2 separate regions of the Homo sapiens genome follow, and region 1 is linked to region 2. Evidence: chromatin loops called from intact Hi-C (ENCODE). Cell type or tissue: Caco-2. All regions are shown on one strand. Each heading gives the region's core, and the rest is flanking DNA. Links, peaks and the distances in the headings are about the cores only.

Region 1 (2,910 bases), core at 117-2,616, 270 kb after region 2:
ACTCAACAAACACTTCTCTGAGGCTCATTTCCTCATCTGTAACAACTCAAATGAGGTTGTTGTAAGAATTTAATTAATCAATGTATATACATGTTGCAGAACACAGTGTCTGACACATACTTAATATGTTTGTTCAGGGATGTGAGAGAGGAAGCATGACAAGGGAAAATTCAGTTCTCGTAAATTCTGCCAGAAAAGGATGACCTGTAATAGTTGCCCCAGGACCCCAGGAATAACAACATTTTGTACTTGAGTCCATGTTTGGGGTAGAAGGATTGTGCTGACGCCCCTCCCACCTCTATTTTGTAGCTACATTAGCTGAGACAGGAATGGATGTGTCCGGGTCAGTCAGGGAGCTGCTATTAAGCAGAAGCAAAGCCCATCGCCTGTTTGTGGCCTGCCCTCCCACTCAGGCAGATAACCTGAGGCTGAATGACCTTGCCTCTCTCCCATTGATTTTTCCCAGTAGGTAAGCTGTGAGTGATCAGTGAGAGAATGATCCACAAACAGATAGGCATTTCACACAGCACCATTTCAAGAGGAGTCTGGTTTCTCTGGCTTCAATAGCCTCTAAAAATAATAGGTCTGGAGGTAGCTTGTTTCCCTTCTCCTTCCAAAGACAAGAGTAAATCATTAGACCTGATTTTTCTCCTTCTCATCCCTCTGCAGTTCTCTCTAAAAAGAGTTCTCATTTGAGTTCAATTGGAATTCGAGGCAGGAAAAGCAAAGTTGCAAAAGGAAAGTAATAAAGCAGAGCATTTAAATTTCCAAACTAAGTGGAGTGAAATCAAAATGAGGGCAGAACTGTTGCTACCATAGTAAAAACCGTCCATTTTTCATAAATATTTAATAAAGCTCATTTCACAACGGAATTCAAATCTGGTAACCTTAGTCAACAGAGATTTGTTGATTGATTTAGTAAAACATCACTGCACCATTCTGAGTCTCAGCTCAAGGTAAAACATTTTCTAGTTACTATAGTCTTGCCACAATCACCCTAAGGTTATCTTATAGTGCTGTCTACTGAACTACACCTCTGGAATTTCCTGAATACAATGCATTCTTGAGATACCGTATATTTAAATAGTTGATAATGTTGTTAGCCTTATTTCGCTATCTGAAGCAGTAACTTGAAAACTGCACTGCCAAAATCTGTAACTCTTTTTCTCCTACGTGCCCTTCACCCTCACCCCAAACACACACACACACACACACACACACACACACACACATTCACTCATGTCCTCAAAACTGTTTGCTTCACTCTTCCTCAGGTAGCTGGCTTGGAAGTTTCTCTAGTATTTGGCTCAAGGCTTCCCAAGCTTTTTTTTTTTTTTTTTTTTTTTTTTTGTTGAGATGGAATCTTGCTCTGTCGCCCAGGCTGGAGTGCAGTGGCACGATCTTGGCTCACTTCAACTTCTGCCTCCCAGGTTCAAGAGATTCTCCTGCCTCAGCCTCCTGAGTAGCTGGGACTATAGGCACACACCACCACACCTGGCTAATTTTTGTATTTTTAGTAGAGATGGGGTTTCATCATGTTGGCCAGGCTGGTCTTGAACTCCTAACCTCAGGTGATCCACCCGCCTCGGCCTCCCAAAATGCTGGGATTAAAGGCGTGAGCCACTGCACCTGGCCCTTCCCGAGCTTTAGAGTCCCCTTTGAGCATCATCAGGATGCTCTAAAAGCCAGTGTCCTCACTGAGGGTGCTCCTTGGCATTGTTCAACCTTGGTCCTCCAACTCATATTTGTAGCGTATCACTTTTCTAATTGTGAATCAAAACTTTCTGTGGATTCTGAGAAAATATCCCATCCGCTAAAGCCTGTTCCTGAGGTCTCTGTAAAGGAAGGAGAGACCAGGCCTTGCTCCTGGTGGATGGAGAAGGTGGAGGGAATGGGCATAGTCAGGACTCTCCCCTCTCTTAGAGGCAGGGCTATGACTGAACTCTGTCTACCCCAACAAATGATTTTTGACCTATGGCTTGATCATGCTTTTCAGTGAGTGTTGTATTTAATGAGGCATCATTTGACATTGACAACTCCTTGTAGTCTCCACAAATATTGAAGGGCCACCACATGCAGCCAATGAGCTCAGCATTGAGAATACACAGGCATGGAACCCAGCCCTCTTCCAGTGAGTGCTGGCCATATGATTTCCATGGTATTGCTAGGATTACCTACTAGTCTCCTTTAGCTCCTCTGGCTGTTCCTTCTCAGCTTCTAAAGACTCCCTTCCCTCTACCCAGTCCTGCAGTACTGGCCCCACAGGGTTCCCTCATTGTCCTTTCTTCTTTCTCTACACTCTCTCCTTTGGGCAACTAAATTCACACCTGAGGCTTTAAATACCGATTTAAGCATGTGACTTCTGTATTTCTAGGCTGGACTTTTGTACTCACAGTTTATATTTCTACTTGCTTTTTAGATATCTCCATTTTGTGGTTCCACAGATACCTTAATCTCAAAATGTTAAAACCTTATACTCATTACCTTCTCTATAAATCTGTTCCTTCCCCCTTCTGTTTCCTTTGAATAAAATAGCAGGGGTGGCCGGGCACAGTGGCTCATGCCTGTAATCCCGGCACTTTGGGAGGCCAAGCTCACATCTCTTTCTTTAAAAACCATCCCTAGGGCAGGCACGGTGGCTTATGCCTGTAATCCCAGCACTTTGGAAGGCCGAGGTGGGTGGATCACTTGAGGTCAGGAGTTAGAGACCAGCCTGACCAACATGGTGAAACCCCCGTCTCTACTAAAAATACAAAAATTAACTGGGCATGGGGCCGCACACCTGTTATCCCAGCTACTTGGGAAGCTGAGGCACGAGAATCACTTGAACCCTGGAGGCGGAGGTTGCAGTGAGCCAAGATCGCGCCACTGTACCCCAGCCTGGGTGACAGAGTGAGACTTCATCTCAAA
Region 2 (2,910 bases), core at 232-2,731:
CAGTGAGCCGAGATTTACCACTGCACTCCAGCCTAGGTGACAGTGAGAGGTGACAACGTGCTAGCAGCCCTTGCTTACTCTCGGCGCCTCGTTGGCCTCCGCGTCCGCTCTGGCGTGCTGGAGGAGCCCTTCAGCCCGCCGCTGCGCTGTGGGGCCCTTCTCTGGGGCTGGTCGAGGCCTGAGCCTCTGCTCGCCGGGAGGTGTGGAGGGAGAGGCGCAGGCAGGAGCCGGGGCTGCGTGCAGCAGCTCGCTCGTCGGCCGGCGCGGGTTCCGGGTGGGCGCGGACTGGGCCTGTCGCGGCCGACGCCTGCTGGGCTTGATCGGGGGATGAGCTCCCTCTGGGCTGCCGGAGTGCCTGGGCTAGGTGCCGCAAAGTCCCGCAGCGAGTGCTATTGAGAGGTGAAGCCTACTGGGCTTCTGGGTGGGGTGGGGCCTTGGAGAACTTTTCTGTCTAGCTAAAGGATTGTAAATGCGCCCATCAGCAATCTGTGTCTAGCTAAAGGATTGTAAACGCACCAATCAGCAGTCTGTCAAAACGGACCAATCAGCTCTCTGTAAGGACGAACAACGCCAGACAGGAGGAATGAACAACTCCGGATGCGCCACCTTTACAAACTGTAACACTCACCGCGAAGGTCTGCAGCTTCACTCTTGAGGCCAGTAAGACCACGAACCCACCGGAAAGAACGAACAACTCCAGACGTGCTGCCTTTAAGACCTGTAACACTCACCATGAAGGTCTGCAGCTTCACTCCTGAAGTCAGCGAGACCACGAACCCACCAGAAGGAATAAACTCTGGACACACCACCTTTAAGAACTGTAACACTCACCACGAAGGTCTGCGGCTTCATTCTTGAAGTCAGCGAGACCAAGAACCCACCATTTCCGGACACAACAGAGTGAGACTCTGTTTCAAAAAAAATTTTTTTTTTTTTTAAATTTGAATCAGCTTGGGGGAAACTGAGGCCCTGAAAGCATTTTCATTCAATTGGCTCAAGGGCACACCTTGAAATAACACAAGACCAGGACCCAGAACCCAGATGTCCTGACTTAGTGTCTTGCACTTTCCCCTCCACATCACACTGCCTCCCGTTAGCTTCAATGAGCTTGCCACATCACAGCTGCTTTGGCCATGATCCACACTTGGGACAAATCCAGCCCAGCAGAATTGTGTTGTGATGAGGTTCACTACACTGTGGCTTGGAAGGAACCATGGGCCTCTTAGAAATGAAACTTATGAATTCTAATGCATAAGGAAAGTTCTTGCAACACCAGGAGAATGAATCAGTCAGCCAGAGTTCAAGAAATGTAAACACATTTTTAGATAGGAGACTGAAAAATCACTTAGGACTTCTCCATCTCTTGGGTCAAGACCTTGGTAATTTACTGAGGTCCAAGCTGTCAAGGAGGAGACACAACTCAAACTGCATTCCTGGTAGACAGAACAGTGGGGGTGGTAAAACCTCCTTTCAGAACGATGCGGCAAGATCAAGTCAAAGAAACTGTTATCAAGTCAAAGAAACTGATTAACCCATCGACCAACCCAGGTAACTGGCTGCAAACAAAGGCCTGGTTCTTTTTTGTCATTCAGAAACTGGTGTGCACATTCCAGTTTTTACAGTGTATACAGGTTATACAGACTATAGGCTGCACAACTTCCAGGCATGCCTGAAACTGGGAGTTCACAGTCTTTCTGTGATGAACATTTCTGCCACTAAAGAGATAAACAGAAAACACATTCCTTCCTTGGCTGCCCACCATCAGGCCTTAGCAGATTTTCAAATGCTAGCATTAATCTAACCACAGGCTTTTAGTGAGGAGATAGCATTCCCACCAGATAATCAGGCAGTTTTAGAGATGACCCTTACTAGATGGGGTTCTCATCCCAAGCCTCTTCTGCCTTCTTCAAATCATGGACTCCTTCACCAAACACTCAAAACTTGAAAAGCAGGAAAGGGCATCTGATTCTAGCAGGGAATATGGCTCCTTAACATTTCCTTCTATTTAAATCTGCATTGGCTATGTTTAATTCCCAGGTCATTGTTTGTTGTTTTCAATAAAAATGAAACATAGTCGGCAGGGCGTGGTGGCTCACGCCTGTAATCCCAGCACTTTGGGAGGCCAAGGCGGGCGGATCACTTGAGGTCAGGAGTTTGAGACTAGCCTGGCCAACATGGTGAAACCCTGTCTCTACTAAAAATACAAAAATTAGCCAGATGTGGTAGCGGGCGCCTGTAATCCCAGCTACTTGGGAGGCCGAGGCAAGAGAATCACTTGAACCCAGGAGGCGGAGGTTGCAGTGAGCTAAGATCGTGCCATTGCACTCCAGCCTGGGCAACAAGAGCGAAACTCTGTCTCAAAAAAGAAAGAAAGAAAGAAACATAGTCATATTTATTCCCATTGTTTCAGGATGCATATTTGCCTTGGTATGGGACCCTCTTTTGGGCCCCATCTGGTGTCAAAATAGAGATCAGCTCCAAAGAGTCACCTTATTAGGCCAGGCGGGCCACCTGGCTCCTTCCTAGATACATGTCAGGGTTTGGGAAAGAATATCACACCCGTAGGGTCCAAAGTGGCCAAATATCCAGTGGTTACAAGGGCAGTAGCTGTTGGAGGTGCTGGCAGGAGCTTCTTTAAATCCGTTCAGGGCCTTTGTCTATGTATATCATTTCTGAGGCATGCACACCCTTTGATGGCTAACATGCTGTCATGGAACATACCCCATAACTTGCAATGTTTCATCACCATGGAGGGGATATATCCATTGCCAAACAGGTCTCAGAAAGCATCTTTGCCTTCTCATAGCTTTGCACAGGGACTTGCTGGCCCCAGCAGGAACCAATGGGAGAAGGCCTGAAAGTCAGCCTCAGTCACTTCATGGTTTTGTGTTTTTTTGGTCATAAATGGAA

Evidence for each region. Hi-C counts contacts between places; a loop is a spot of excess contacts. Peaks named below come from ENCODE experiments on the same cell type or tissue, not always from the same donor. Only the 100,000 strongest peaks of a DNase experiment are listed, where the experiment ranks them.
Region 1: a loop joins it to region 2, with 8 times the contacts of the local background. A loop is called at or near these places in 1 of 110 quality-filtered maps.

The regions. Positions count from the first base shown.
Region 1 is chr2:201,864,333-201,867,242 of GRCh38, reverse strand. The region is part of intron 10 of CDK15 (cyclin dependent kinase 15); the gene reads right to left. Among named protein-coding and RNA genes, the nearest start is that of CDK15, 59 kb to the right of the region's middle. In Caco-2, for the core only: no CTCF peak of the experiment used is centred there; DNase peaks (open chromatin) are centred at 382 and 1,192.
Region 2 is chr2:202,134,021-202,136,930 of GRCh38, reverse strand. The region is part of intron 12 of KIAA2012; the gene reads right to left. Among named protein-coding and RNA genes, the nearest start is that of KIAA2012-AS1, 18 kb to the right of the region's middle. In Caco-2, for the core only: no CTCF peak of the experiment used is centred there; DNase peaks (open chromatin) are centred at 1,160 and 1,530.